Linked DNA regions of Homo sapiens: all the other regions are linked to region 1. Evidence: chromatin loops called from intact Hi-C (ENCODE). Cell type or tissue: PC-9. All regions are shown on one strand.

Region 1 (5,000 bases):
TCAAATCTTGGGAGATACATGAGCATCCAGGTTCACGAAGTTTAAAAGTTTCTAAATGTATTCAATTCAAAAAGTTTCACCCTGGGGCACATTATAGTAAAATTGTCAAAAGTTAAAGACAAAGAAAAATTCTAAAAACAGAAAGAGAAATGCATCAAGTCACATATAAGGAAATGCCCACTAGACTAACAGATTTCTTAGCGGAAACCTTATAGGCAGAGAGAGAATGGCATGATATAGTCACGCTGAAAGAGAAAAAGACTTACAACCAAGAATTCATACCCAGAAAAACTATCCTTCAAAAATGAAGGGAGAAATAAAGTCTTTTCCAGACAAACAAAAATGGAATTCATTACCACTAGACTGGTCTTACAAGAAACACTAGGGAGACCTATATCTGGAAGCAAAAGAATGATATCTACCATCATGAAAACACATGAATGTGTAAAACTCACTGGCAGAACAGAGACATAAAGAAGAAAGAAAAAGTAGTTAAAATGCATCACTACAGAAAACCACCAAAATGCAAAGATAAACAATAACAGAGGAAGAAAGAAACAAAAAATATGCAAAGGCATCAAAATACAAATAACAAACAGAGTAAGTACTCACATACCAATAATAACCTTTAATCTAAATAGATCACATTCTTCAATTAAAATATATAGACTGGCTGAATAAATTTTTAGAAAAATGAGACCCACCTCTCTGCTGCAAATCAGTAGTGATTCTATACATTAACAACGAGCTGGCTGAAAAAGAAATCAAGAAAGCAATCCAATTTATAATAGCAAAGAAAAAAATACTGAGAAATAAATTTAACCACAGTAGTGAAAGACTTCCACAAGAGAAACAATAAAATACTGATGAAAAAAATCGAACACGATAAAACAAAATAGAAGGACATTCCATGTTCATGGATTGAAATAATTAATATTGTTATAATGACCAGGCTACCCAAAACAATGTACAGATTCAATTCAATCCCTATCAAAATGCAATGACATTCATTACAGAAATAGAAAAAGTAATCCTAAAATTTGTTTGGAACCACAAAATACTCCAGGTAACCAAAGCAATCTGAGCAAAAAGAGCAAAGGTGGAGGGATCACACTACCTGACTTCAAAATATATGACAAAGTTATACTAACTGAAACAGCACAGTAATGAAATAAAAACAGACACGTAGACCAATGGTAAAGAATAGAGGACCCAGAAATAAATGCAAAACAATTGTTTGGTGGTCTATCTTTTAGCAGGTTGATGTAGGTATTATTGTTTTTAATAGATTTCTTACTGGAGTTATGAGTAGATTGCAGAACACAATTACAGTATTAGAGTATTCTGGGTTTGTCATGTACTCAATTTTACCAGTGGGTTTTATATATTTACACTTTTTTTTGTTTGTTTGTTTTTGCATGTTAGTATTTTTTTCTTTCAGTTTGAAGAGCTCTCTTTAGCATTTTTTGTCAGATGGGTCTGGTGACAAATTCTCACAGCTTTTGTTGTTTGGGAAAGACTTCTCTGCTTCATATTAGAAGGATAGCTCTGTTGGATATAGTATTCTTGGATGACAGTCTTTTTTTTCTTTCAGAAGTTTGAAAATGTCATTCTACCCCCTCCTGGCCTGTATGATTTCCATTGAAAGGTCTGTTGGCTGATCAATTGGAGCTCCTTTATATGTTATTTGCTTCTTTTCTCTTGCTGCTTTTAAGATTCTCTACTTATTTTTTATTCTTGAACATTTGATTAGGGGTAGAACATTTTATTCCAGGGGTAGTCTCATTTGAGTTGAATCTGCTTGGTGTTTTCTGACCTTTCTGTACCTGGTTATTTATTTTTCCTCAAGTGTTAAAAGTTTTCTGTTATTATGCCTTTGAATAAACCTTCTATCCCTTATTCTTACTCAACTCTGTTTTGATCACCAGTAATTCTTAGATTTTGTTTTTTAAGGTAATTTTTTATATCTTTTAGGTGATCTTTGTTTCTTTTCATTTTTTTCTTTTCTGTGCATTTTCAAAAAGCCTATCTTCAACTTAACTGATTCTTTCCTCTGCTTGATATCACCATTCTGCTGTTGAGAGCCTCTGTTGCATTTTTTAATTCAGCAAATGTATTTCTCAGTTCCATGATTTCTGTTTGATTTTTTAATTATTTCAATCTTTTTGTTACATTTCTCTGATAAATTTCTCAATTGCTTTTCTGTGTTATCTTAGAGATTTCTGAGTATTCTTAAAACTGCTATTTTCAGTTTTTGATCTGAGAGCATACATATTGCAGTTTCATTAGGGTCAGTTACTGGTTTATTGTTTTGTTCATTTGGGGAGGTCATGGTTCCCCATTTGCTGTTGTTTTTTGTAGATGTACATTTACATCTTTGCATTGAAGGATTATTTATTTCAGTCTTCTCTGCCTGGATTGTTTTGGGTTTTATTGGATAAGTTTTCCTAGAAATGCTTTGTAATTTAATTGTAGATTATCTTTTTTTTTCCCCAATGATGTTGTTGCCTCTTTTTTGGCACTAGATGGTGCCTTAAGCCCAGGGTTGCCTCAGTTGTAGTAAACAACCAGAGTGCTGCCCATTCCAAATGGGAGAGATCTCAAAGGGGACATCCTGGCAGTGTGGGAAGGCTGGCTAAGAGTTTATGCCCAGGGGACCTGTGGAACAAACCTTCCACAGTGTAGTGCTGCTGCACAGCCACACTAATTTGGCATTTCCTTTGGCCTAGTTACATAGTAAAGCTTCAGGGTCTGGGAATGGTAATACCCCCACCTTTGTCACTGGCTGTAATCAGGGTTATTTCTCCTTTCAGGCACTCCTGATGCTTCCCATGGGTTGAGACAGGGACTGTTGTAGTAGGGAGCCCAAGTTGGTAAAGAAGCTGGTTGTGCACCTCAGTCTCACTTTTTCCAGTGTAGAAACTGTGAGTCAGGGAGAAATTTTTCTCATGCTTGGTGCTGTGCCAGGCAGACTTGGAGGGAAGGGTGTCATGGATACGGTAGTCCTTTTACTATCTGCCCCGAGTGATTTCACAGCTCTGTTGCCCTGGGAACTGTCTCATTCTGATATTTGAGTTCTGGGATATTGCTGGCAATAATCTCAGTACTGTGTATTTGTTTTTGGTTTTTGTGGGGAGAGTGAAACCAGCTTGCTTTTACTCTGCCATTTTGAAATCAAAAGTCCTATTATACTATCTTGATTACTTTAGTAGTGTTATTAATCCAACTTTATTCTTTTTGTTCAAAAATTGTTTTAGCTATCCTAATTCCTTTTCCTTTTCACCTGAAATTTAGAATCAGCATGTGTACATATATGGCTGAACTTTTTATTGGAACTGCAGTAAATTTATAAATGTGTTTGGGGAAAATTTTCATTCTTACTATGTTGAGTTTTCCAATCAATGAACATTGTGTATCTCTGCTTTTATCTAGATCTTTGATTTCTTTGATTTCTTTCATCTGTGTTTCATAGTTTTCAGCATATAGATCCTGTGAACAATCATAAATGCTGTTTTTTTAACATTCAGTTTCAAATTATAATTCCTAGTATATAGAAATGATTGATTTTTATAAACAATTATTTTTCAGTAAAAATAAGTGACTTTTCTTTATAGACTGTTTCTGAAGGATTCTACTTTATGTTCATGGAAATTACACTCTTTTAATCCTGAGATTTTATGGATTGCTGAAGTATATAATTAAATTGTGTAGTCATTATAATATGTACAGGTGGCAGAAACAGGTTGGGAACAAACCCAATCAACTCTTGGTAAGCATACAAATAAAACAGGAAGAGCAAAAGTATATCAGTGTATCACAGTAGACTACTGGGCTATAGGGATTCAGCATGGTCATGAAAAAATAGAGTAAACAGAAGGTCAGTCAGTTAATCTGGAGAGTCAGCTAAGCGAAGGTCATTTAAGAGAGCTTCTACTGAAAGATCTACACAAAAGAGACAAGAAGGCAATAGAAAGGCCCAGTTCCTATGATTGCATTTAAACATAAAACTAATGCTATATCTTGAGAACATAAGAAACATATTTTATACTCGTCACAATATATCTACTGAAGGAGCACTTATAAAGAAGGAAAAATAGCTATTACAATCATGTTTTTGAAAAATAATGATGGTAGGAAAGATCATAATTATAATACTAAGTGAAAAAAATCTTAGGATACAAAAATGTTATGTACAATACAATATTACTCCCAATTATACAAAAAAGTATTTTTAGAAGAAAGACGAAAAATACATCGAAATGTTTATAATAATTATGTATGGCTGTTGGGATATGGTTGGCATTTATTTACTTGTTTTTGCTGTTTTTACATTTTTACAGCTTTTACAATGCCTATGGGTTATTTTTACAATCAGAAGAAGTGTCATTTTTAAAAGAAGAAGAATTCTTTCTATACTTTATTTGCCTCATTGAGATATCTGACAACAGTATCCTCATTGTTCTCTTTTGTTGTAATGAAAAACCATTTCAGGATTTTGGCATTTCCCACCAATTCCCTATGCCTTTTAAGGAACCAAGCAAGCTTCAGTAGTCTCTGCCATTTGATAAGTTACATTAATGATTATGACAACAATAATTGTACAGGCTTTGCAAAGCTATTTATTTAATAAAATCATTACTATAAAGACTTTAAAGAACTACAAGCAAGGGTCAGGGCCAACTTCATGATTGTCCCCTTCATAGTCATCCAAGTCTTCAATTTAGCTAAGGTCACAAGCCCCATGTAGAGAGTCAAACCAGAAACCATTAAATACAGTTATTTCACTCTTTCTCCTCATTTCCTTGCATAGGCTAACCTTAGAGTTTGCTGGCAGGTGCTAGAGTTATACATAAAATTCCAGATCAATAGCCGGGGAATTTAAAAAGAAGGTGCAGAACATCATACAGAATCTAAGGCTATTCTCTCTCCCAGTTAGTGGTTCTTTTCTTTGTCGGTTTTCTTAAATGAGTGGTTCTTAACCTTTCCTGGATCATAATATT
Region 2 (5,000 bases), 540 kb after region 1:
ATGTAATTGCTTCCCATGTGATGCCAGCATGCTTTCTTCCGTCAGAGTGCTGGAGAGGGAGCTGTTAGTTATCTTGGACCTGGAAAGGGCCCAGAAAATAGGTGATTTATTCCTGGTTGACTTTCAGAGTTAACAACACATTGAAGTGTGAACTCTGTTCGCTGTATGTGTGTCTTGCATGCTACTAGATGAGATGGTGACAGAAGCAAGACATAGAAAAAATAGGTTATTTATTAAACTCAAACTGGCTTATTTTAATGCAATAGTGAATCATAATATTTAATTAAAAATGAAAAATACAAAGACAAAACCAGATTGGACATTGAGACAGCAGTTGTAAGCCAAGACTGTTTTAGGCAAACCAAGACATATGGTTGTCCTATTTAAATCCATAAAATTAAACTTTTCTGTAATTTGGATAGTTCTACTCTTTCCTTTTCCCATTTTGGTCAGCAAAGTAGCCCCCTATTAGGTTTCTGCAGTAGTCTCAGATCCACTTAGATCTGTGATCCCCCCATTCTTATTCTGCACACTACGTTTACACAGCCCTGCTGTGTGAACTAATGAGACCCAGTTACAGTCATGTCTATCTGCTGCTTAAAACCCAGCATGGACCACCCAGGAATGCCACCAGTGGCCCTCTAACTATTGCGTGCACCAAAATCATCAGTGTGTGAGGGTAGTTGCAAATTTCTGGTTCCCTCCTAGAGATTGGTATTCAGTAAGTCTTGGGAAAGCCCTGGTGCATCAAAGTTGAGTCTCTGTGCATCTCATTACTTTGTCACTTGCCGCCCCCATCCGTCCCTGTCTCATGGTCCACCCAGCTGTTGTAGGTCCCCAGTGTCCTGTTTAGTGGACCTGTCTGTCTTTTTCCCCACATTCTTTCAGCAGCTAAGGAGCTGCTGTTGTACATCTTTCTGTTGAAATTAAATTTATTGCTCTTTGATTCCATTTTTCTCTAGCTGAGCATCTTGTGTGATAGCAGGGTCTAGGTCTCAGATCATCTGTATTCTTAACCTGATGCCTGAAACTTGTAGTTACTGTTGAGTGATGGTATAAGATTCAAGTTAACAGTCTTTCCATTGTTTCTCTTGTCATGAACTGAAGGTTCAGTGAATTAAAGTAGGATTTGTGTAGTCACTTCATTGTATGTATCAAGTTCTGCCTTTAAAACTTCAGTTTTCTCCAGGATCAATCAGTGTGGTAATTTCAAATTTCATACTTTAAAAATTGAGCTTTAGAACGGGCAAAAATGCCTCCTAAACATTTACAACTTCTGCTGTCTTTTGAATTAAAATAAAAACTGTGTCTCCCTACAGCCAAGGTAGGGCTCAACAAACGAAAGCTGAAAGGTGCTGGAAGCCTCCTGCACTTTGGGAATATACAGTCAGGAACAATTGTCAGGAGTTCTGTAGTTGATTCTGTAGGTTGGGATTGCCATAAGGTTGGTTAGAAAAAAGATGTGCGAAAGCTTTCCTGAGGGTTTTTGCCCTTGCTTTCACATGTCCCATAATTGAAATTAAGAACTGCTGGCAACTGGTTAGTGACCAGTGTTGAAATGGGAAAATATTACTGGCTTATGCTTTTGCTTATAGATATTGAAATTTAATAAAATTTAACCATAGTTACATATGATTCTATGAAATTAGGTAGGCTCTTCAAGAAAAATGTGAGCAATGTAAGGCAGGGTATTTTTGGGAGGGGGGTGCTTTATTGTATAGGCAAGCTCTCGAACAGTGTCTGATAATTAGTAGTGTCTGACAATATTTGCTGAATGAGTGAACTCATGGTAACATAACTCCAGTATGGCAGATTGATTCTTGGTGCTTTTTTTCCAGTGGCAAACTTTTATAGAAATTGGAGAGTTTCGTAAAGACTTTTAAAAAGTTGTCAGAATTACCTATTATGTCCTTTCCTAGATAATCAATTTGGAAACAATTGCTGGTACCTTAAGCCCGATGTATGCCTCCTATTATAGTGTTGAAAATGTTCTTTTGACAAATGCATCAATGACCAGGCACATGAGAACAGTGCACAGCTGTAGAAAAACAACAATGAAGGTCTTCGACACAGGAGAGAGTCTGCACTGCATCACAGCTGATCCGAAAGTTAAATTCAATGAAAAGGCAAATATTTTGGTCAGGAGAGGAATTCTTCCTAGGGAGTATTAGCACAGTGTATTTTTAGTTGTGTGGCTATTTATAGCTGCCCAATGGCTTGCGTCTGAGTCTTTATTTGGTTTTTAGGACATGCTAAGGATTGAGGGTCGTGGGCCTTAATTGTATAGAAGACGCAGTTGCGTTTGGTTGCCTGGAGGCTTCTCTGTGAAGCCTGGTGGGACACCTGCTGGCCAGTTTGGCCCTTCTTAGTGAAGGTGATAGAGACAAGGGCAGAAGGTCATTGTATTTATAGGATATTTGAAGCTTATCTTGTTTACTTTGTTAATAATACTTGAGTCATTTTTCTAAACATTCTTTGCATAACAGCAAAGATTAAAAAGATAAGTAATGTAATATATTAGGCCCTAGTTGTCATTCACCTGTTCTTGTAGAGCTGATACTTTTTTCTTGATCAAATTTTAGGTTTAATCATATTTAGCTTAGAAGAGTGGTCTGTCTTAAGAGTATTCTGATTATTTAGGAACATCTAGATGAAACTTCTTTGCCTTAGTCCATCGTTTCTCCTTTAAATTCCTAAAGGCAGGAATGAGTGTTTCTTAAAACCAACATGTATAAAGCAACATTTTAGGCAAACTGGGATGAGGAAAAACATCTTGAAGGGGGCTTCATAATGGTGTTGGAGCCTGTTAAAAATGTGGAATGGAAAGCCGATCATGAAAACAGATAGTACTGACTTTTGGCAAAATGAGTCTTTATGAAAACATACCTTAATGATTATCTGACAAATGCAAGTGCTTTTTGAGGTTAACAGAATTATAAACAGGAGACTGCAGACACTAAGGTCACTACTGAGCAGCACGATAATTCGTGTGGTGTGTTCTTTTTAAAGATTAACAATCTTAAGTCTTTTGTATGTTATGTTGCTAAGTTATTTGGGGGAAAGTGTTAAAATAAGTGCTCTTACTTTCTTTCTCCACTGCTTTTGCACAAAAACTTTACTGTTCAAAGAATATTGTCCATTCAGTTTACTTTTTATTTTTAAGATGAAGTATCCCCCAAACTGGTCATGCCAGGAAAAAAAAAAAAAAAGTCTCTTCCTTCCAAATTTAAGCATGTCAGAAAATTCTTACTTCTTTTGCACCTGTTAAGTGCCAGGCACTTAAAAGTTCAAGGGACATAGCAGGAAACAGTACTAATGAACTGCCTTCATGAAGCTCACATGTAGACCACAAACACAGAAAGAAAACACAGTGTGTTTGATGGTGAGATGGTGTGACGTGCTCAGGAGAAAACAGGAGGCAGGGAAGGGGATAGAATTGGGGGGAAAGGGTGGGGAGGGAGGGGGGCAGTTCCAGCCCTACCACTAACTAGAGTGGACTAGCTGGGTGACTTCATTTAACTCTGGAACCTGTTTTCTCATGACTGGATTGGCAAAAATATAATACATGTTCAACATACTTCATAGAGTTTTGTGGGTAAGAGGAATATTATTAGTAGTAACAAGGGCCTTATAATTGCACATAGGATAACTGTATTTGCTTACTGAATCTTCATAGTAATGCTTCACGCTAATTGCCAGTATCACAATTCATTCTCTGATTAATTCAGCAAATACTTGTTGAGTGTCTGCTAGGCACGAGGGATATAGCTAGATTTTAGATACACAAAACTCTGTTCTCATTCTGGTTGAGCTATGACTGAAGAGATGTAGTGTCTTATACCTTTCACCGTTGCTGTGTATTTTATCTTTAAATGTTCAGTTTGGTGACTTTTGTCAATTAACTAGAAAAGTCGATGTTTTAGCGAAAAAGTTTATAATTTTAATAGAGCTTGTGGTAGGGAACTCACAGTGGTTTTATTTTCCTATTACTTACTCTTGGGGCTATTTAAACTAGTAATTTTGTTTATTCTATAAGTTTCTTAATTTTAAAAGTATTCATAGAGTTCTTTTCCTTGTAAGAATGCTACTGTATAGCCCTAAAATTTATAATGGTTCAGGAGAACTTTGGATATAATACATTTTGTGATAACAGTGTGGATCAAGAAGTAGAAATGAAATATGCCATTTGATAATTGAAAGCATATAGTTAGATCGTGAAAGCCACGCACTAGAATTTGTCTAAGTTGATGAAATGCTGACTGATGAATAAGGTGAATCTTTCTTCATTTGGGCCAGTAGAATGGAGAGATCCATATAATTTGGATATTTAACAAAAATTTTCAAGTGTTAAAAAATTATTTGAAAAAATGTATAATTTGCATTAGCCAGTACAGAATTCTTAACTAACAAGCAGAAAATCCAGGAGTACTGCTCATTTTTTAAAAGTTTTTGATTACCAGGGGAAATATAATGGCACCGAGGCACATGGCAATGACTAATTAAAACTGAGCACTAGGGTCTGTGGCTCTCGACTGACTAGTATTTGTGATTTAATCATACTGCCCTAAAGATTTGGGCGCTCACTTGGGTGGGCATAGTTATTACAGATTGGCCTACACGTTCCCTTTCAGAGCCAGAGGACATGGACGTCTTATTTAGTAGAAAGTAGTAATCTGGGTCTTCCAACTTTGAGCTCTGTGCTAGTTCTGTAACCTGGGCCAAAGTTACCTTTGGTTTTCCCATCTGTAAAATGGACGTAACAGCAGGGTGGTGAGAATCAAATGAGTTAATTGATGGTAAAGACTTAACCTAGTGCCTGGCATGTAGATATACTAGGTACTTTATTATTATTATCTATCATACAAAGCTGAAGGATTGTCAGAAAAGAATCATGAGTGCTTCACCATGTTGGAGAGCTTCTGGGCTGGCAAATGTTTAACTTTCCCTATAGGTGGTTAGGGGTGAGCTTTTGAGGTCTTCATTGTGGCAGGCGACATCTG
Region 3 (5,000 bases), 720 kb after region 1:
GAATGAATGAATAGCCTGGGAGACAGAGTGAGACTCTGTCTCAATAAATGAATGAATGAATGAATGAATGAATAAATAAATAAATTTGACTAAAAGGTTGGAGAGTGGGTTGAGAGGATAAGTCTGGAGGCAGGAAAAACTGAGGAATGTATTCACCAATCTTATGAAGAGATGAAGGCGTACCCAAGAGAAGTGAAACCATATGTCCACACAAACACTTGAGCAAGAGTTGCTATAGGTTGAAGGTGTGTGTCTCCCCCAAATTCCTATGTTGAAATCCTCACCCCCAAGGTGATGGTATTTGGAGGCGGGGCCTTCGTGAGGTGACTGGGTCATAAGAATGGAGCCCTCATGAATGGGATTACTGCCATATAAAAGAGGACCCAGAGCATTCATTGGCCCCTTCTGCCATATGAGGACATAGTGAGAAGGTGCCATTATGGGCCAGGAAACAAGTCCTCAGCACACACCAAATCTGCTGGTACCTTTTCTTGAACCTGCAGCCTCCAGAATGGTGAGAAATGAATTTCTGTTGTTTGTGAGCCACCCAGCTGTGGTATTTTCCTATAGCAGCCCAAATGGATTAACACAGGAATGCGCATAGTCACACTACTCATAATCCCCCCGAAGTGGACACAACCCTGATGTCCACGGGCAGACAAAAGCATACTGTTATGTACCCGTGAATGGATAAACAAAAGCACTATATCCATACAAGAGGATATTGTCCGGCCATAAGAAGGAATAAAGTGATGATACTGATGTGTGCTACAACATGGAAACCTTTCAACAAACTTGAAAACATGCTGATTGAAAGAAGCCAGTGACAAAAGACCACATATTGTTGGATTCCATTTACATGAAATGTCCAGAACAGAGACACCTATAGAGACAAAAAGGAGATTTGTGGTTGCCAGGGAGAGGGGAAGGGGAGATGAGGAGTGGCTGCTCATGGATATGGGGCTTCTTTTGGGGTGATGGCATGTTCTGGAATAAGATAGCAGTGATGGTTGCACAACTTTGTGAATACACTAAAAACTACTGAATTGTATGCTTTAAAAGGATGAATATTATGGCAGTGAATTATATCTCAATTTTTTTTAATGTATAAAGAAGACCAAGCATCACAGCTCATCTGTAGTCTGTGCTTTGGGAGGCCAAGGCAGTAGGATTATTTGAGGCCAGGAGTTCAAAAATCAGTCAGACCAACACAGACCCCACCTCTACAACAAATTTAAAAAATAGCTGGGCATGGTGGAGCATGCCTGTAGTCCCAGCTAGTCAGGAGGCCGAAGCGGGAGGACTTCTTGAGCCCAGGAGTGCAAGGCTGCAGTGAGCTATGATCGCACCACTGCACTCCAGCCTGGGCAACACAGCAAGATCCTATCTCTTAAAAAACATAAAAAGTAAAAAGAAGAGAGGGAAAGAGAGAAAAAGATGATGGAAGCCGAGACAAAGATAGTCATGGGGATGGATGAAGCAGGTTCTAGAACTTACCGAAAAAAAAAGGAATAGAGTGTGCCAACAGCTTAGATATAGAGTGTGAGAGAGAAGAGTGGAGGCTGGTTCTCAGGCTCCAGAAGCATAAGCCTGCATGGAGCATAGCGTCACTGAGCAAGACAGGTGTGGAGGATGAGAAGCGGGCCACAGGATGGGAAGGGAATCTGTGTGGAGGCGGTGCCCTAAACATGCTGCCTTGAGGAGGGACCTCTACATGGGGTGGCCGGGCACAGCCAGGTGAGTGGAACGAAGCCACAGTCAGGGGAATCCTCAGGCCGCCCTCCCGTCTGCTCCCCTGAGTGCTGGGCTCTGCAACTCCCTCCATCCCAGCTCGTTTCTTGCCTTCTTTACAGGGATGCTATCTCCTCTAGCAAGCACGCCTTCCCCACCTTCCCCACCCCAGGCTGGGCCCTGGGCTCATCTTTATCTTTGGGATGGCTACGTGGGATTGAAAGGAGTGCCTCCCAGTCTGTGTGCCCTGCTAGGACAGGGATCTATTTGGTTTTTGTTTGTTTGTTTGTTTTCAACTTCATAACCAGACCAAGTTCTGGTACATGGCAGGTATACGAGACATGGTTACTGAACTGGACTAACATTTTATTTAGAGTTGGTCCATTCTCTTAATTACCTATCTGACCCTCATTCTTAGGCTATGATGGCCAAAACCCCATGTGGCATTCCAGGTGTGGACCTGCCACAAGGCAGTTGTGTGCGGGAGAGATCGCAGCGTGGGGTTAACTGGGCTGCTTCCCAGTCTTGGTTCTGCCCTGAGCTCGTTGCTTCTCTTCAGCCGGGTGAACATAAATCTCTCTAGGACTTCGTTATAAAGTAAGGCCTGTGCCCTAGATGTCCCTGGAGACAGCGCCATCTGGTGGAACTTCCTGTAACGATCGAGATGTTCCGTCTGTGCCGTCCAACATGGGAGCCATGCAGGACACATGGTGACTGAGCACTGGGACTGTGTGCCGCGTGACCAAGAGCAGCTCAGCTCTAAAGTCTCCTCCAGCTTTATGATGTCACTTCCTGTATCTTCTCTACACATTCTTTCCTTCAGCCTGTTGTTTGTAAGTTTTTATGTAGGAAAGTAGAAAATTCAGAATATGTTTCATCAGGTTTTTGTTTGGCAAAGTGTCAACATGTTTATAACAGAGTTAAAGATAAAGGAAACCTTTTGGGTTATTTTGGAGAATTGAGGGCAAGACAAAAGGCTCCCTAACTGCAGGGAAAGGGGAGGCAAGTCATGAGCTCTGAGAAGGCCTGGCAGTGTCTGTGAACACATGAGATGTGCCTGTCACCCCAACTCTGCCAAGGCAGCGTGCAAACAGCCCCTGTTGCACCTCCACTTTCTGCCTGGAGGCCCGAGCAACCGAAGGCTGTCACATCAGCCCAGCTACTGGGAAATGCCAATTTGGAAGCCCAGGACTTACCGCCAAACCTACGGGCCAGTCCCCCGTACATGTAAAAGTACACCCACCCCAGCATGGACATGATATTTATAGGAGTGTTTCTCAACTGAGGGCAATTTTGCCCCCTGGGGACATTTGGTTGTCACAAATGAGGGAGGGGGTGCTAGTGGCATCTAGTGGGTGGAGGCCAGGGGTGCTGCTCAACCTCCCACAGCCCACAGGACAGCCCCCACAACGGAATTACCCAGCTGCCCCAAACCTCGGTAGTGCTGAGGTTGTGATACCCTGATTTATGGCAACATTCCCTCTGAAAACACAAAGCTCTATTACTTGGATCCCTGGAGCAGAAGTAACTTTTTAATAAACAAAATGGCTTATTTTCAGACAATTTCATCATCTGGTTCTCTTTATTAACTATGAATAAGGCCAGCAGTTCTTCTTGTTTCCTGTTATTTACATCATATACAATTTATTAATATCTCACTTAGGTAGAGTGCAAATGACATAGCCAATTAAGTGAAAAAAAGAATCATCACAACATTTTAAAAATTATATTGATCAATGGAAACACTCAATCTTATATGAGAGGCATATTTTTCTACTTTGTTCTTGCATAATTTCAACTTTCTTTTCCTACTTTCACAGGAAAAATATATATGCACATATTTGTATTCATTTTAAATGGGCTATACTTTGTAATTACCACTAGGCTGTAAAAATGCTAGTATTTATAAATGCAGTTAGATAATATTTACCAGACAATATCATCAAGTATTTAATATTTAGATTCAAGAGCTTCATACGTATTAATTAACTATGAGCGTCTTGCAAGGTAATATTTTCTAGTTTCATTGAGGGAAACCAAGGCGTAATAAGGGATAAGCGGTTCCCTCAAGGCTGTAAGAAGGAGCAAGTTCCAAATATTCCTATATTTCTATTTCTTGGGTCTGTGTATACAAACTAGCAAATAATTACTTTTTAGTTTTAATAGCTCAACTTTTTATTCACTGTTTTTTAAAACTGAGTTTCATTGAGGTATAATAACATATTAAAATTAAAAGATACAGTTTAATGAGTTATGACTATTGTTTTTAAACTTATTGTTTACAGCAAAATTTGTTAAATGTACAATAAAAATAGATTTCAGAGGCGCAGTTTGACTACACAGTATCTTAGTACATGGCAAAGACCACAGTTGTTCAGTAAGTCAATAAAATCTCAATAATTTTGTCACATTGGGAGAAAGTCCAGTGTGACTGAATAGGAAGAATTTTGAATTGAGAATGTCTGTAGTTTTATTATGAATTAGGAGTTAGGGTATCCTGCTAGGAAGTCACAGTACAACTGACTTTACTTTTGGATCTCGCTGTCTTCATCCGGACGGGGATGGAGACTGAAAGAGGATTAGACTAGAAGATCTCTCGGGTTCCTTGCAGCCCAAATGTGCTGTGGCTTCCAGTCCATGCTTTCAGAACAGTCACCCCGGCCACTCCCTCCTGGAATTCCTCCTCCCCGCCTCCCGTCCCTCCACACCCTCCTGCTTTCTCCTCCTCCTGCTGCTCTTCCTTGACCTCCTTCCCAGCCTCTTCTGAAATGTGGGAATTCCGCAGGCTTTACCCCGGCCCTCTGATCCTGGCACTGCCCACTCTTCATGGCGGTAGCAGCCCCCTGCCTGCTGGTAATGCCCAAGTCTGTGTCTCCGCCCCACCTTCCCCTCCCCCACTCCCGTGGCCCCCGGAAAACATCAGATGGCCTCAGGATATTTGTCCATGGGTGTCCAGAGGCACGTCCAAATCCCCACGCCCAGACAGACTCTTCTCCCTCCCACCCCACATACTGCTTCTCTCCCCGTTTTCCTTGTTTAGGTGAAAAGCACCAGCACTCATTTCAATCTCAGAATCACTCCCGGGGGTGTGTTCTTCCTGCCACACGGAATCTTTATGCTAGACATGAAACAACTAGGCTTAGGGAAGTGGAGGAGCATGTCTAAGCCACACAGCCCGCCAGGGGTGTCTGACTGCAAGGCTAGGGCCCTTGACCACTGCCCTACACCCCAGCATGTGCCCCAGCCGGGGACCCCGGGCGCTGTCCTCA
Region 4 (5,000 bases), 830 kb after region 1:
CAGAAGCAGAGCTGACCCACAAACGCACCTATTTACCCAGCACAAACCCATGCCATGATCGCTGAGGGTCTGTGACAGGCTGCCCTGTTTCTGTGCATGTGTCGGGGGGGATGCGGGTACAGGTGATAAGGAAACCGGTGTGGCAGATGGTGTTTTCCAATGATTGTATTACAATGAATGGACCCTCCTCTACTGAGTGAAGGGGTTTGTGTTCTCTCTATGTGAACCTGGACAGGTTCTATAACCTTGACAGTGGAGGTGACGCTGTACAACTCCTGAGGCTATGCCGTAGAGAAAATATGGCTTCTGTGTGGCTCTCTCTGCTGGGACTCTTGCCTTTGGAACCCAGCCGCCATGTTGTGAGGAAGCCCAGGTTACAGTGAGGCCATATGTGCTATGTTCTGGCTGACACCCTGGCCAGACTCCTGGCTCACAACTAGCATCAACCTCCAGACAGCTAAGTAAAAGATGATTCCTGCCCCCAGCTTTCCAATCTTCCAGCTGAGGTTCAATCACTGTGGAGCAACACAAGCCCCCCTCGCCATGCCCTGTCTGAATTCTTGACCTATAGAAGTGGGATGTGGCAATAAATGAAGATTGTTCTTTGAAGCCACTAAGTTTTGGGGGATGACTTACTGTGCAGCAATAACTGATATACAAGGTCCTTAAATCACCAGCCATTGCTAGATTTCTTGATTTTCATTTCTACCATTCAACCATTCCCCACCCCCTTCTACTGTTTACAGGTAAAGGCCATGCACCTTTTCATTTTTTCCCCTTAAAACCTGAAACATGATTTTTTCCCTAATGACTTAGCCCTTGCATTAGGAGATGGTGTAAACTGACAACGCTTTGGGACTCACAGCCATGCCCAGATTTGAAGAGCCCAGGATGCTTTCCCTACGCTGCCTCGTAACTTCAGTTTCTGGAATGCCTTTCCCTAAGGAGAGCGCAGCCATCCCCAGCCATGGACCCTTGGCCTGCTGGCCTCATGCAGATGTCTCCCAGGAGGCCGCATCGCGGGCCGGTCCCCTGTGTTTTCAGTTTTCATCAGCACTCCTATATCCTTGCCCTACTCTGACTCCCCACGTGGCTGCATTCCGGATATGCTCTGTCCAGCCTCTCCGGAAGTTGGGATGCCACATGTATTGGTTCAGAGCTGGTGGGAGATCAGTGATGCCACTTCCTGTTCACAATGCCTCAGGGGTGATCCCGATAAGTGACATCTGTTAGCGCTCTAGGGCCTGTGGCCACATTGAGGAGGCCAAGCCTGCACCACAAGCGGATCTTCTGTGTGAGTCAGCACACCACTGTCATTCAGGGTACGGTGGCCAATCTTACACAGGGGATCAAATATGCCTTCTGGCTCCAGTGACTTATGGCAACCTCTGGGGCACAGTTTCGCCACTGGGGATGGTCTTCAGGCCCATAACTGTGTGAGTCTGTGCTTATACATGGGCAAGTTTTACTGGCAATGTGAATAATTCCTATTTCCTTAGCGTAATATATTGGTGACTGTGATACAGACATCGGGAGGTTGACAGACACAATAACAGGACCTATTATAAAGACAAACCGAGTATTGTGTCCTTGGCCTTGAGATGTGGCTGGCATAGGCCTAAGCTCAGAGGGCCTGATAGTGCACAGAACTGGTTAAAAAAAAGCCAGGAGGAAGAAATCGGCTTTGTCATCTCTCTCCATCTTGTTTTCTCTGTCCTGCCAGAATTTTAAGGAGTGCTAAGGGTCTCTTCTGCAAGCCTCAAAAACACAAGGCAATACAGCTCTGATGGAGGCAAATTTTACAGCAGAAGAACCTGAGTGCCAAAGGCTGCGGGAACAAAAAATACCAGAGCAAGAATTAACAGCATGAGAAAGCATGCGGCCAGCAGATGGCGACAGAGGCCTTTGTGAGCCACTGGCTGCCGGGTTCTCAAGTGCTGGAAGGTGGCTCTTCACAGCTATTGTATAAGTGATTTATGTATTTGGATTCTGCTCAATGTTATATATGCATTACTGAATAAAACATTCACAGTATATCTTCCACCAGCAGCTGAGCTCCAATTCTAAGCTTCTGAGGTCTAATTCCCAAGGCTCAAAGAAGCCCCTGACATCAAATTGCTTTCCTCCCTGAATAGCTGCTTCATACTCCAGAAAAAGAAATGCTTAGAGAGGTGAGAGCGATCTGATCTGATGTGACCACATAGTCAGAATGCTCACCAGCTCTGTGAGGAAGAGCAAACGTCTGTCAGGTGGTTTCCTCAAGGCCAACTTGTGCAGGGCTTCCCCAGGCTCCGGCTGCTGTTCCCCGACTTCCTCCTGGCGGCTGTGCCTTGCTCAGCTACCTGCACTGAGATACAGGCAAGTCTTGGGTGAGGGCTAGCCTCAGTTTGGACAAGAAAAAGAAGTGGCTTACGTGTAAGAAATATGTCAGGTGAGGCCGGGTGCGGTGGCTGAAGCCTGTAATTCCAGCACTTTGGGAGGCTGAGGCGGGCAGATCACAAGCTCAGGAGATCGAGACCATCCTGGCTAACATGGTGAATCCCCGTCTCTACTAAAAACACAAAAAATTAGCCGGGCATGGCGGTGGGCGCCCGCAGTCCCAGCTACTTGGGAGGCTGAGGCAGGAGAATGGCGTGAACCTGGGAGGTGAGCCGAGATCACGCCACTGCACTCCAGCCTGGGCGACACAGCGAGACTCCGTCTCAAAAAAAAAAAAAAAAAAAAAAAAAAAAAAAGAAATACGTCAGGTGAATTTTCCAAACCGGGTATTTAATCAGTTAGCTACCCATGGCCCCAGGAGCTGGGAAATCACTTTGTTCCTGCCTGGGAGCAGGAGCTGCATGTGTCTGGGAGCTGCAGTGCGGCGCTCACTCCCGGGCTGCCCGGCCTTCCCTGCAAACCTCCGTAATCCCTTCCCGCAGGTGTTTCTGCGAGGCCACGCTGGGTGACCTCTGAGGTCTCCTTTAGGTCTGTGCTGAGACGCTTTGACGCGACATGGGAAGCAGGCGCAGGCCACAGAGTTTCTAGCAATGAGCCCAAAGTGAGAGTCAGTGTGATGGGGTGGCTCCCGGAGAAGGACACACTCTTCCCTGGGAACATATTTGAGAGGTAAAAGGGCAGGCCCCATCTCCAGGCCTGGCGCTGGAAGAGAATTCCACAGAAAGCAGAGAACAACGGGCACATCCCTGTGGAAAACACCAACCTGGCATTTCACACACACAATCCATGTGTTGGCATTCCGTCTTTAGTCACTGACAGGTCATATGAGTTGGAATCTGAGGCAAGCTTCTCCTGCCCCTTTCTCCCATTTGCTCCCCACACCTGGTTTCTCATTTAGAACAAAGGAGAGAAAGTGCAGTTTCGGTGAGTGGAGGAGCCGGCAGCATCTCCAGGCATTTCCATGTGGGGGGCACGCGCCTGTGTAAGTGCCTTATCGCCCTCACGCTGCAAACAGTGCTGCGAAGTCGGCACCAGTATTGTTCTCATTTTGCAGGAGAGGAAACTGAGGTTCATAAAGATTAATAAAACATGTGCTTAATTTCCCTTGGTGACTCCGGAGTCAACGCTCTTCATCACTATGACGGCGAGGGCGAGGCTGCGGAATTTCTCTGCCACACCTAAGGCCCTCTACCCACCAAGTAATAAAAAAGCTTCATCAGAAGGGAAAGCAATAGGACCCCAGCCTTATGAGGAAAAAACATCACAGCAGAGAAGGCTGCCAGGGAGGAGAAAAGAAAAATCATTTCCTATTTTCGATCCTCATGCCTATTAATATGAAATGGTAGAAAACATCAGAAAGGTCACCAATATGTCTTTAATATACGCCCACTTCACGTGGTCTTATTTACACCCACGGCTTCACCACCAATGCTCTAGTAATATTGACTGCTAGAGGTGGGCTCCTAACTCAAGCCCGCAAACCAGCATATTCAGCCTTTAAATCCCCTCTAGAGTTCCTGCATTCCATTCCATTCCACTCCATTCCCCTTGGCTCTCTCTTCCCTCAGCCGTCAAATGATCTCTTGCTTGGATTAGGTTTCTGCCTGGACACTATGCCTCTACGATCAACTCTGCAATTAATTTTTCTCATGATTGCAATTCCTCTAGCATATATATACATTCAATGAGATCGCTTCATTGCTCCAAATATTCGAATGCCACCTCATGGCACATGGTGCTTCTGGCACTGGATTCAGACCTGCCTGCCTCAGCACGGGCTGTGTCTCATCCACCACACATCACAAGCCTGTGAGTTCAGGGGCAGTTTAGTAGCATGTTTCCCGTATTCAGTCCTAGCAAATGAATTCCTGAGAACTAAATGAATCGTGCAAGGTGCTGAGGGGTCCCTTATTGATGCCCTGTCCCTAAGGAGACTAGACTTGACTCAGAGTAAAGAATGGGCCTGTGCCAGGTCTGTGCTTCCATCTTGCTCGCATGTTATCTTCTGAGGGGGTATTGTTACCTTCATTTTTTTTATTGGTGAAAAAACAGAAATGCCGAGAAGTTAGATAGTATTATACTTTTGTGCAGTCCATAGAGCTGGAAAAGGGAGAGCCAGGATTTATACCCCCAGGCAGGACCTGGAATGCTTGTGAAACGCAGGCCCCACTCAGTGGCCCACTCCACAGCTACCCTCCTTCCTTCTCAACACAGCCCCAATTTCCCCCTGAAGCGGGCCTCTTCCCAGCACAGCCCCCAGGCATCAATCTTGCTTGACGTTAGGCAGTTGTGGTGGGGCCCAGCTACCTGTCCAGTGAACAGCTTAGGAATAATTGCATACCACAACTCTGGCCAAAGTGGCTAGAGGAGGGGGTTCCTGGGCCTTCTGCAAAAGGGTTCTTTCCTCTCAAAAGAAGACAAGACTCAGGGGCTTTTCTATTTTTACTGTTGGACACTGCTAAGCTGGAGCCAGGAGGCCGGTCTGTGGGCAGACACACTGTTACATGAAATAATTCCAATACATTCTCACATCAGGGATTTAGAGGGAAAGTGAGAGACCA
Region 5 (5,000 bases), 150 kb after region 1:
TCCCAGACATTGTCCCAGGAGTTCCAATATTACATATTCAAATTCCAGATCTACCAAATCAGCATCTCCAGATGTGTCTTAGGAATCGACTCTCTTTCCCCACAAAAAGTCCCAGGTAATGCTGGCACAGAAGTGGACCCCACTTTGAAAAGTTCTGCTCTAAGGGGGAAGGTAGGAACGGACACGCTAGAGAAAGAAGGCTCAGAAACAATGACTTGTGAGTTAACAGGGAGGTCATTCTACACAGAGGAGGGACAGCTTGGGCACTCAAGCCAGGCAGAGTGTGGTTTGTCTGAGAAGAACAAGACACAGGGACCAGAGCATGAGCCAGGGGCTTGTGGAGGTGCCAGAGCCACAGAGGATGAGGCCAGACTGTATTCACAGCGTGTCATGCTGCAAAAGCTGTACAGTTTTCCTTCTGTAGGACAAGGCTGTAAGTTGGGGACCCAGGAGTCTGAGCTCTAGGTTTCCCAGGGCAGGGCTGACAAAAAGAACCAGGGTGCACTTGACCTAAGCGAGTCTGACCCTGAGGCCATGCTGGCTCCTGTGCCCTGCCTTTTGTTCCCTCCTCACCTCTGCTTCAGCCTTGCCTGCCCACCACTCTGCCCTCTGCTCCTCTGAGAGGTGTTGTACTCTGTTGCATGTCCCTGGCTTAGAAACCCTTTCATTTCTGTCTGTGTTCATTACAGGCCAATTAGCTGCTTCTCCATGAAGATAAGGACCACCCTCTCCGTGGAACCAAGGAAAGGCATTTGCTCCCAGCCCGGGCAGCACTTATGCTCACCTTGTTCTACCTGTCTCATCACTAGGTGGGCAGCCTGGGCCGACATTCCTCCAACTAGGTGCACATTTACCTGGGGGACCTGAAGACTTTCCCCATAATACTCAGGCAAGGATAGTTACAGGGGAATCAATTTCCAGTAGTATTTTTCTAATATTAATCAGCTTGAAAATGAGCTATGTTCAGAATGTAGCTTTTCTCACTTTAGAAAAAAAGATGTATCCTTTATCCATCCCAAATCTTGCTTTGGTGCTTTGCTGCAGGAGGGAGTTTAAAGCAATGAGATAAACTTAAAGATAAATCAAGGCCCTTGAGCTCACAAGGCTTTCTGCCTTCTCCTGTCTTATACGTATTTCTGCAAGAGAGAAGGCATATTGGCCCATGAGGGCTCATAATTCAGAATGTCTAAGTCATATAGGGCTGCGATACTGATCCATTTAAATAAATGTAACTGGAATTTTTTGCAGGATGAGTGGATTTTTCAAAATACAATAAATCAGACAAACAAAAATTTCACCTGATATATTTCCGATATGTCATCCTTTAATCAATAAACTAATGAAAATATTTTTTTGAAATAATATAAAATATGTATTCCAATTATAATCAATTCTCATCTTATTTTACCATATAAAATATTTAACATTTTTTATCTCCTGTTAATAAGAAGTAAACTTATTTAACCCTATGATGATGAAGATGTTAGATGTCAATTTAAAAATGTCTGAAGGAGTATGTAGATTTTCAAAATTTTTTAACGAGGTTCACATTAAAAGGACATTTCAGTACAATGAGGTAGGGCGCTGGCCATCAAGGATCACAATTGCTTTTAATTTAAATCAACTTATGTTAAGTTTCTACTCTGTGCCAGGCGCAGTAGGCATCTTTAAAATAAGTGTCTGTCTGTGTCCAGTAAAATGTCTGGTCTCCTGGTGTTGGGTTTCCTGGTCTCAAAGGGTTCCACCATCAGCCTCCTATACTGAGAGATACATGCGTCAAACAACAGGACCAGAAGTTCCAACTTGCACAGAAAGTTATCCCAAAAAGGCAACACCCCCAGCCACACATTTTAGGCCTTATGTTCTCTGGTGTCCAAGAGCAACATGAGATGGGCTAAAGTGCCAAGCGGTGCCTTGAAGCCCCATGGCCGCCAGTGTGCATTCTGTGTTCCCCTGAGAGTAGACCAGTGATCCAGAGAGTCAGGGTACAACAGGACCCACGTCAAGTTCACAGATCATGGACTATGTGTGTTTACTGGGAGTGTGTGCTCAAGCATGTCATCCCAAAAGGGGTGAGAGTTCCACAAAGTGTGGATTTACACCATGAGCCAGGCATGAGGTCAACGTGGGCATCATCCACAAAGCTACCTCAAAGGAAGCCAGACTTGGAACAATGGACAGGATGTAGATAATCAGAGAGAGGCAGGAAAGTTGCCCAATCATAGTGAGTCAGACATTTATCGAACAGCTGGTCTGTGCTCAGCTCTGCTCAGGGCTCTTAGGAATTTAGGAAGGTGGATACAGATTTGATAAGGGAGGCCAGACTTGGGGAAAATTCAGGTCACACTGCAAGGTAGCATGTGTTAGGGCCTGCATCCGTGGTGCAGGGAGTGCCCTAGGAATGTGGAAGCGGGAGAACTCAGGGCAGATCAGATGGGCCAGAGATCAGGGGTCAAGGGCGACCTTGTACAGGATAAAGAACTGAGTGGGGGCTAGCAAAGGTAAGTGGGATGTGGATGGGAAGAGGGAAGGCCTTCTCAGGTAGAGAAAGCAACAGGAGCATAGTCTTAGGGGTAGAAACGACGAAACAGAATGGATGTGGAGTATTAAAAGGCAGGGCCAGCTGGTTGTTAAGAGGAGTCATTCCTTCAACCGGCAAAGACTCACAGAGCACCTCCTTACCAGACACTGCAGACACACAGGGAGGAAGATGGCTCAGCTCTGGCCCTCACAGGGAGCTCACAGAAGCGGACAAGAGGTTAAATGAGAATTGGGATTGTGAGGAGGGCTGGGAAGAGGAGGTGCAGAACATCACGAAGTTTCTAATGGGGTCCAACCTGGTCTGGGAAACAGGAAGAGTCGGGGGCCACAGAGGCAACCCTGGTGGGGTCAGGAGAGGGTTTGGAAAGTAGGATTATGGCAGACAGGGGAAGGTCTCAAAAGCCAAGGAGAGGCAACTGCTGTTTGTTCCCCGTGCATTTCACATGGTGGAGCATGAAGCCATCTCATGTAGGGAAACGACTTATTGCTGGTGAGGCCCTGGGAAGATCCGTGTCATGGCCATTTGCAGGCTGGATTTGGACAGAAAGGAAGTGGAAGCGAGGCAGCCAGTTAGGGAGATGCCGAGAGAACCTAAGAGGGGCATTACGCATCCTGCACAGCTGGGCCCGGGTCCCAGGAGGAGGACAAATGCATTCGTGCGGTTGATTTCCTGTGTCTTACCCCTCAGCTGCCAGAGGCTACCTAGGTGTCACTGCTGACATTCCTCCAAGGGAGAGCTTTAGGCTTCCGCAGGGAGAAAATGCCTGTATAAGTTTTAATCGAAAGCAAATATGAGACGATGCTATCATTTTCAAAGTATACTTGCATTTTCCACATATTCATTTCAAGCTAATACCAGCTTTTTCTGTTCTCCTTGCCCTCTTTTTAACACTTTTAATGTTCTTCTATGAGTTTATTACATTCAAACTACTTACAGCAAACCCTAAAACTACAACCAGAGCTGTTCAGATCCTGCCCCATTAGGGAAGGGAGGCCCAGCAGCACAGAGAGGAAATGAAGAGATGGGGTCAGCCCTTAGACTGCCTGGTGATCAGACAGCAACCTCAGGCTGTTTGCTCATATTTATTTCTGTCAGGCCTTTAGAAAACACATGTGTTTTTCGGTAGCTGTTTCCAGGGCTCTCGGTTACAGGGAACATCTGGGATGTGTGAATAAGTCACCTTCAGCAAAACAAAGTACAGCTCCAGTGAGGCCCTGTGTGCAAAAGGCCAGCGGCTGTCAGTTGCCTGCCAATTGGCTGCTCCGTGCAGAGATTCCAGCCCATTCACCAAGGTCTCGCTGAGAAGCCTGTGCCGGGCAGCAGACGCCTTGTGCTCCGAAGGATTTGTTCCTACATGACTTGGAAACAGTTTGTCCCCGTTAGCTCAGTCAGTCTGTGGCTGGTGCCAAGAAGGCCGAGGTTGCAGGTTTGATCCGGGAATGGGTCAATTAGCTTTGCACAGAGGAAAACTTTGTTCCTCTTCACTGACTGCGCCCCAGCCTAGCCGGCATCCGCCAAGTAGGAGCCAAGTGACAATAGCCGTGTTCTTCCCGGGAAAACCAACAGTGAGTTCATCCACTCTGCACCGTGGGTCGGAAATGTCCTCCTCGCCCACTAAGAACATTTTATTGTATTTGCAGACACATCATCTGTAATGCTTTCAGTTCCCCTCCTGGGAGCCACACTGTGAAAACGAAATGCAGTCTCCTTGATGCTTTAGGAAAGCAGCAAGATCCACTGGGTCGATCAAAGCCTTGCACACTGAAGGAGCCTAGATTTGCTTCCCAGTTTTATAGGAGATAACCAGTATTTGATGTGAAGATGTATTTGGGGCCAAGGGAGATTTGGTGTGAATCATTTTAATCAGAGGCTCAAGAAACCTGAACTGGATCTGACCCCACCTGCCTCCGCATGTGAACAGAAGCAAACAGAAAAGGCTGCTACAAATGAGGGTCTTGAACAGCAGATGTTAAAAGCAAGTGCTACTTAGCGATCTCAGAAATACTCGTGGCTACTGAAGTAGCATTTCTCGTCCTCTTACCACAAGATTTGACAAGCGGACTTGACGCTCTTCATTGTAGCCATTCTCTCTCTCTTTTTTTTAGAAGTTTAAAAATGTGTGTGCAATATGCAGTCATGATAGTTAACTTTCAAATGGTTCTCTGTCTACCTACAGGAAAGAGAAGATATTAAATTGTTTCAGAGCCAGATGGGCTGGCGTTGTCTTTGTTTGGCTCAGAGTAAGACACAGCCAGTGAGTTCTCCGCTGAGGCAACGTATGTGAGTGTCACGCAGGGCATATGTGCACACTTAAGCCATGATCACCCCTTAAAGATCTTCTTAGTTGCTACAGCTAAAGCTATGCCCCAAATGCTGTCAGGCTACAGTTTTAGTTGTGTATGGCATCAAGGATAATAAAGGTGTACTGTTTTAACTTGTGTTACTGGCACCTGTAATT

Evidence for each region. A loop is a pair of places that touch in the nucleus more often than their neighbours do. Peaks named below come from ENCODE experiments on the same cell type or tissue, not always from the same donor. Only the 100,000 strongest peaks of a DNase experiment are listed, where the experiment ranks them.
Region 2: a loop joins it to region 1, with 7 times the contacts of the local background. A loop is called at or near these places in 4 of 110 quality-filtered maps.
Region 3: a loop joins it to region 1, with 6 times the contacts of the local background. A loop is called at or near these places in 13 of 110 quality-filtered maps.
Region 4: a loop joins it to region 1, with 7 times the contacts of the local background. A loop is called at or near these places in 5 of 110 quality-filtered maps.
Region 5: it touches region 1 in a loop (2.6-fold over the local background); 5 of 110 quality-filtered maps call a loop at or near these places.

Annotation. Positions count from the first base shown.
Region 1 is chr6:4,310,596-4,315,595 of GRCh38, forward strand. No RefSeq gene overlaps it. Among named protein-coding and RNA genes, the nearest start is that of LINC02533, 180 kb to the right of the region's middle. In PC-9, a CTCF peak has its summit at 2,514 (motif pointing right); DNase peaks (open chromatin) are centred at 2,556 and 2,966; H3K27ac peaks cover 1,545 bases.
Region 2 is chr6:4,846,489-4,851,488 of GRCh38, forward strand. The region is part of intron 1 of CDYL (chromodomain Y like); the gene reads left to right. Among named protein-coding and RNA genes, the nearest start is that of CDYL, 73 kb to the left of the region's middle. In PC-9, a CTCF peak has its summit at 2,300 (motif pointing left); a DNase peak (open chromatin) is centred at 2,413.
Region 3 is chr6:5,028,459-5,033,458 of GRCh38, forward strand. The region is part of intron 2 of LYRM4-AS1 (LYRM4 antisense RNA 1); the gene reads left to right. It also overlaps a transcript of LYRM4 not described here. Among named protein-coding and RNA genes, the nearest start is that of RPP40, 27 kb to the left of the region's middle. RefSeq lists a silencer at 2,340-2,500. In PC-9, a CTCF peak has its summit at 2,351 (motif pointing left); no DNase peak of the experiment used is centred here.
Region 4 is chr6:5,141,921-5,146,920 of GRCh38, forward strand. All of the region lies in intron 2 of LYRM4 (LYR motif containing 4), which reads right to left. The region is part of intron 3 of LYRM4-AS1 (LYRM4 antisense RNA 1); the gene reads left to right. Among named protein-coding and RNA genes, the nearest start is that of MIR3691, 3.9 kb to the right of the region's middle. In PC-9, a CTCF peak has its summit at 1,888 (motif pointing right); a DNase peak (open chromatin) is centred at 1,921.
Region 5 is chr6:4,457,058-4,462,057 of GRCh38, forward strand. The region is part of intron 2 of LOC105374894 (a long non-coding RNA gene); the gene reads right to left. All of the region lies in intron 2 of LOC107986561 (a long non-coding RNA gene), which reads left to right. Among named protein-coding and RNA genes, the nearest start is that of LINC02533, 29 kb to the right of the region's middle. In PC-9, no CTCF peak of the experiment used is centred here; a DNase peak (open chromatin) is centred at 2,244; H3K27ac peaks cover 330 bases.